Linked DNA regions of Homo sapiens: region 1 is linked to region 2. A link is a contact called in ENCODE Hi-C or POLR2A ChIA-PET data. All regions are on one chromosome and are shown on one strand. Each heading gives the region's core, a stretch centred on a gene start or an enhancer-like site at or near the end of the contact. The rest is flanking DNA. Distances are from core to core; before and after follow the strand shown. Region 1 has its middle 92 kb from the start of NGF. Region 2 has its middle 69 kb from the start of LINC01765.

The links. Hi-C counts contacts between places; a loop is a spot of excess contacts on that map. ChIA-PET counts read pairs that join two places held with the same protein, here RNA polymerase II (POLR2A). Pooled maps may share reads with other maps.
Region 1: a map of mammary epithelial cell shows a loop between it and region 2 (1.9-fold over the local background). The contact joins two enhancer-like sites. A Hi-C loop is called at or near these places in 2 of 168 maps with a recorded cell type or tissue (PC-9 and mammary epithelial cell) and 2 of 50 pooled maps. POLR2A ChIA-PET finds 5 or more read pairs at or near these places in 4 of 52 experiments (BJ, PC-9 and activated T-cell).

The regions. Positions count from the first base shown.
Region 1 is chr1:115,428,700-115,431,422 of GRCh38, forward strand. No RefSeq gene overlaps it. Among named protein-coding and RNA genes, the nearest start is that of NGF, 92 kb to the left of the region's middle. Within about 2 kb of position 1,337, at least 3 of the 41 ENCODE cell types and tissues checked have a DNase peak (open chromatin) inside an H3K27ac peak, as active enhancers do; they include PC-9 and mammary epithelial cell, where a contact is called at or near this core.
Region 2 is chr1:115,166,761-115,169,594 of GRCh38, forward strand. No RefSeq gene overlaps it. Among named protein-coding and RNA genes, the nearest start is that of LINC01765, 69 kb to the left of the region's middle. Within about 2 kb of position 1,476, at least 5 of the 41 ENCODE cell types and tissues checked have a DNase peak (open chromatin) inside an H3K27ac peak, as active enhancers do; they include PC-9 and mammary epithelial cell, where a contact is called at or near this core.

The sequences.
Region 1 (2,723 bases), core at 87-2,586, 260 kb after region 2:
AAAATAAAACTCAATTTACAGGTGTGTGACAGAGACTGCTAGTTGTTCACCAAAATTCATCCTTTCATAGAAGCTGGAATATGGTTTCCTGGTTACCATACATTTCCCAGCTTGCCTTGCAGTTAGATGTGGCCAGTTCTTCCAATGGAATGTGAATGGGAGTCATATGTTTGGCCCGTAAAACCTCCCAAAAGAGTAGCTCTATCCTCATCCCCCTCTGACTAACTGTGACTCTATGCCCAAGATGACTTTGGGAGCCATGTGTTATGAAGAGCAGGGCCTCCATTGGCTGTGTCCCTGAGCTTTCCACCACCTGTGACCTGTAACATCCAGCCTCAGCCACTCAAGAACAAGCAATGTGTCTATTGTGTCTGAGCCCTTACTTTTGGAGCTATTTATTAGCCTCATATATCCCATCCTTTAAAAAGCAAATGTCTAACCTAACAAACCATTTTTATCTTACTTAACAGGAAGTTCTGAGGCAGTAGATGGTAGCATTTATTCAGGTGCTCAAAGATGCCATCAGGGACTAGGTTCTCCCTTTGTGCTCCAGCATCCTAGTGTACTGACTTCCTTCTCTCACTCTTGGCTCGTGGTCACAAGTAGGCTGTTGCAAGGAGATATGTTGGATATGGAAGTTATGTCTCCCTTCCATGCAAGAAGAAGGGGAAATGGGCAAAAGTCCCTCTTTATTCTTCATTAGCTGGAACAGATGAGTCACTTGCCCACAATGTGACGAAGTGGCCAAAAGGAATGAGATTAGCACAGGTCATTTAGACCAGTCATAAGTCATCCATTGGAGTTGGGTCTATACCCTTCTAATATCAAGTGATCTCTGCTTTTAATGGAATACTTTGGGGTTCAAGCAGAAGGAAAGTGTCATATGGGAGATGATTGTTGTCTTGGTCCATGCAGGTTGCTATAATAAAATACTGCAGACTGGGTAGCTTACAGGCAACAGAATTTCATTGCTCACAGTGCCTGCAGATTTGGTGTCTGGTGAGGGCCCACTTCCTTCATAGATGGACATCTGCTCACTGTGCCCTCACATGATGGAAGGGGCTAGCTAGTTCTCTGCAATATTTTTATAGGGGCACTCATTCCATTAGTGAAGTCTCTGCCTCATGATCACCCCCAAAGGCCCCACCCCTAATACCATTACCTTGGGGGTAAGATATCAACATATAATTTGGGAGGGGGTAGGGGCACAAACATTCAGAGTATAACAGTTGTTGTGGAAGCAAAGATCAAAATCTGCTGCACTCACACAATCAGCTGCTTGCTGGGCCTCTCTGACACACCAAGAATCATCCTTAACACTTTACTTTCTCTTACCTCCATATCCAGCAATCACCGAGGCTGATTCATTTCTGTCTTGTGACTATCCCTCTGTTCTGCCTTGTTTCTCCCCTCCCATTCTCTTTCTCCATTCTCTGCTATAGCTGTCTCCAGTCCACTCCACTCTCCATTTCTCACACAATCCCTGGAAGGATCCTGCAGAAACTCAAATTTCACCCCACAACTCCCCGGGCTTAAATTTTCCAGTAGCCACTCACTGGCTACAGACTAAACTCTTGTGTGTGAAATCTAAACCCCTTTATGATGTGACTTCTGTCTTTCATCCACTAACCAGCAAAACCACATTATTGTAAGTTACACACACACACATACACACTCCTTCCCTCTCTCTTTCTCTCTCTCTCCTCTCTCTTTCTCTCTTTATGCCTCTATTCCCTCTTTCCAGACACACTTTCTTTTCCTTTTTGTCTGTCCTACCTTAAAATTTAGTTCCGTCTTCAAAAACCCCCTTCCCTGCCTATTCCCCAGTTCTGACTTAGGCCCTCTCCTATGTCTGCCCTGCAAACTTGTCATGCTTCCACCAGCACAAATGTTCTAAGCTATTCCAGTTCCTTGTCTATATGCCTGTTCCCCATTACCCTGTGTTCTGCCTGAGAATAAGGGCCATATCTTGCTCACCTTTGCAAGCCCAGTGTCTCACCCACTGACTGCCACAAAGTAAATACTCTTGTAAATAAATATAAAATAAAATCCTAAATCAGCTCAACACGAGAAATTTGAAATGAGTCTTTAAAAAATCTTTTACATCGGGGATGGCCATAAAATTTCATTAATATGTTTCATCCAGATTAACCAATAAATGTCTCCTGTCATAGTGTGCATTGTTAGAAGATTAATTGGTTGTTAAGTTGGGTTTCCAAGGACACATGATGAGTCACCGACAGATGAGTAAGGCAGCACATACTCCTGGGATGAAAGAGCAAGGCGACAGCGTTGAGGTCTTGCACCATCTTCATGACAGCAACAGTGGCCAGCTATTGGATGCTTACATCGTGAAAGCACTTTGTGTACCTTTTTAATTGAATTCTCACTATAACCTCATGAAGTAGGTGTTTCTACTAGCTTCATTCCACATGTGAGAAGACTAAGGCCAGAGAGTATGAGTTTCTTACCTTCATACAGCCAAGAGGAAACAGAGCCAAGACTAAAACCCAGATTTTCTGATTCCAAAGCCTATACCTCTAACTGCTCTATTCTCTTAACTTACCCAGGATTGAGAACTCCTGGAGTGAGAGAGTCTCCAACATCTCAAAAGAGGTAGAGATAGAAGTAAAGAGAATAGTCCTGCTATGGAACCACAAAAATTAAACATTAAATTAAATTCAAAAGAAGAAGTAAAGAGAGAAAGATTGAGATTAGGATTT
Region 2 (2,834 bases), core at 226-2,725:
AGGGTAAAGTGACTTGTCCAAGGTCACCATGGCCAATTAATAGTTGAGACAGGAATAAAACCAGTTCTTTTAATTTTCTCCAGTGTTCTTTCCAGGTACCATATGGCCTCAGGCTCCCATCATGTTGCATGCCTTCAACAAAGCATCTCTGCCTGAGAGGTCTCAGTGGCAATGCATGGGAAGAAAACAAAGGGAAGAATGTTGGAGTTTCCTGTTAGAATTTCCTGTTAGAATATTTTACATTCTGAAGTAAGTCAGCTTACTAATGCTTGGACAACTAATGGTGCTCATGGGAACCTTTCCATTGAGAGTCTGAAGATCTGAGAAATTCACTATGACATCTTCAGATACAGAGGTTGATCCCTGGCTCCTTCTCTTGTCTTTGTTTTGGTTTCAGCAGTGATGAAGCAGGAATCTTTAAAAACAGTTTTAATTTTCTTGTTTACTTTTTTCTTTGGAAATAAACTTTTCAGCCCATGTTAACAACAACAACAACAAAAAACTGGATTCTGGACAATTTGGTTCAACTGCCTCGATGAATGGTCGTAAGTGAAAATCAGCCAGTGAACTCCTAGCAGCTCCTGACTTAGAGTTCCAGCTGCCCACTGGACTTTAGGACCCTGGCTCATGGACACCTCAAAATCAACATCTTCCTAACTCAACTTGTTATCTTTCTTTCTTTACCTGCTCCCACTCTTGCATTTTTAAATGCAAGAAAAAAGTGTTGAAAACTTTATTTTCAACGAAAAAATAACCAAGAAAATTAAAACTGTTTTTGAAGATCCATGCTTGTATTTTAGTTGCCCAATACAGAACTTTGGAATTTTCCCTTTTACTTAGACCAAATTCTTTAGAATCTAATTCAGAAAATATTTCTTGAATCTACCCTTTCTTTATATCCCTACTGCTACTACCCTTTTTATGTCTCATTTTGTGCATTCACCTATGAATGGTGTTTATTGCATGCCTATACTATGTAGCACAGGCAATCTGCTCTGTGCTAGGATACAAAGGTGAACAGGACATGATACTTGGGTGCAAGAAACTTAACTCTGTGTGAGGGGTAAAGAAGGAGACAAAAACAAATAATGATGGCAAAATATGATCTTTTTTACATATGCCATTTTTCTCCTGAGCCATTGCAATAGATCTTGACCTCTTTCTGCCTTCTTTCTCTCCCTCTTTATCCATTCTCTTCATTGCTAGCAGAATTACCTTCCTAAAATACAGACTGGATCATGATCACAGTCATCTTTGCCTCCCTGTTGCCTAAAGAATGAAAGCTGTAGTCCTCAGTATGTTGGTTAAGGCCTTTACAAGCAGGCCCAAATCTACCCGTCCACCTCTCCATTCTCTCCCCTTTAGCATTGAACACTATGCTTTAGCCACATATAGACTGCTAGTAGGTCTCCAGTATGCCTCATAAACTCTCACATATCTGCCTTTTATTTTCCTGTCCCTTTAGTCTTGAATGCCCTTCAAATCTCATTCACCCTCTGGCTAGTTCTTACTCATCTTCCAACTCTTACTCATCATTTAAGACTCACCTTCCTCAACTTCCCTACCCCGAGGCAGAATTAATTACATCCTCCTTTTATATACCATAATTATATAATTTATTTCATTATATTATAGATAATTTATAGACGCCGAATACCCTCTTACCACCTACCATAGTTGTCAATATATGTTGAATGATTAAAAAATATAAAATATTGAAAATATACAGTGCACCACTGTAGGAGGTGTTCTTATTTTTACTGGTAATGCCATTGTGAAAAAATAAAAATACTCAGAGTCCCCAAGTGCCTTTCCAGGGTAATAAAAATTCCTGCATTTGGAAATCAAAGGAAGTTTCCATGTCTTTTTTTACCCTGTCTCTTTCACGTAAAGTTTGGGGATACAGGTTGAGACATTTCTGTTAGGTTATACTGAGTTTACGAGGTATAAGATGGGACCAAATGACCTCAAGGATTCCCATCAGAGAAGTACGCAGTGGTGAGAGCGGATTCCTCAGGGATGTGGAGGTCAGGAGAAAGTCCCACTTTCACTTCATGGATGCGGCTGAAGTTCTTTCACAATCTGTTTCATGGTGCTGGTGGTGAGGTATATGCGAATGTGTGTGTGGCAATACTTGGAGATAGTTTGAAACTTAGACATGACATGACCTCGACGTGACTCACTAGTTGCTGTCAGCGCATCTTCCCTAATAACTTGATGAGTAAGTGGCAAAATATCTGGCCTAAGCTCTTTTTCCTACCAAACCCTGCTTTGAGAATGCAAACAAGATGCTTCAGAAAAGAATACGCTCCACATTCAATTAGATAAAGATTTCTCATACATTTGGGAAAAATCACTCAGAAAATTTTCAGCCCTCATTGCAGATTAATCCCCAGAATTTCGTTTTATAGACTATCCACTATTTCAAAACATTTCCCACAGGGAATTCTATCAATGGGTAGTAAGTCTCCAGAAGGTTACAGATAGGAGCTGGAATTCTCTCCTTTTTTTTTTTTTTTTTTTTTTTTTTTTTTTTTTTTTAAAAACTAAATTTCCAAGAACTAGACCAGATGATCCCTAGACGTGGTTTAGTGTTTTGTGTTTTCAGGCTTTTAGTATGTTGGTGCTGGAAGGGACTTAAGGGAACATCTGGTTCAGGCCCCTCACTTTACAAATGGTATCAGGAAAGTTAATGGCTTTTTAAGGTCATCTAGTGTATCAGGAGTGGAGCTAGGACTAGGACTCTCAGGCCCTCTAACCCCTAGCCAATGGATCATCTTTCCTCCATGCCAAGTTAGACACAAGGCAAATTGCTACACAAGATGAAGAGAAAT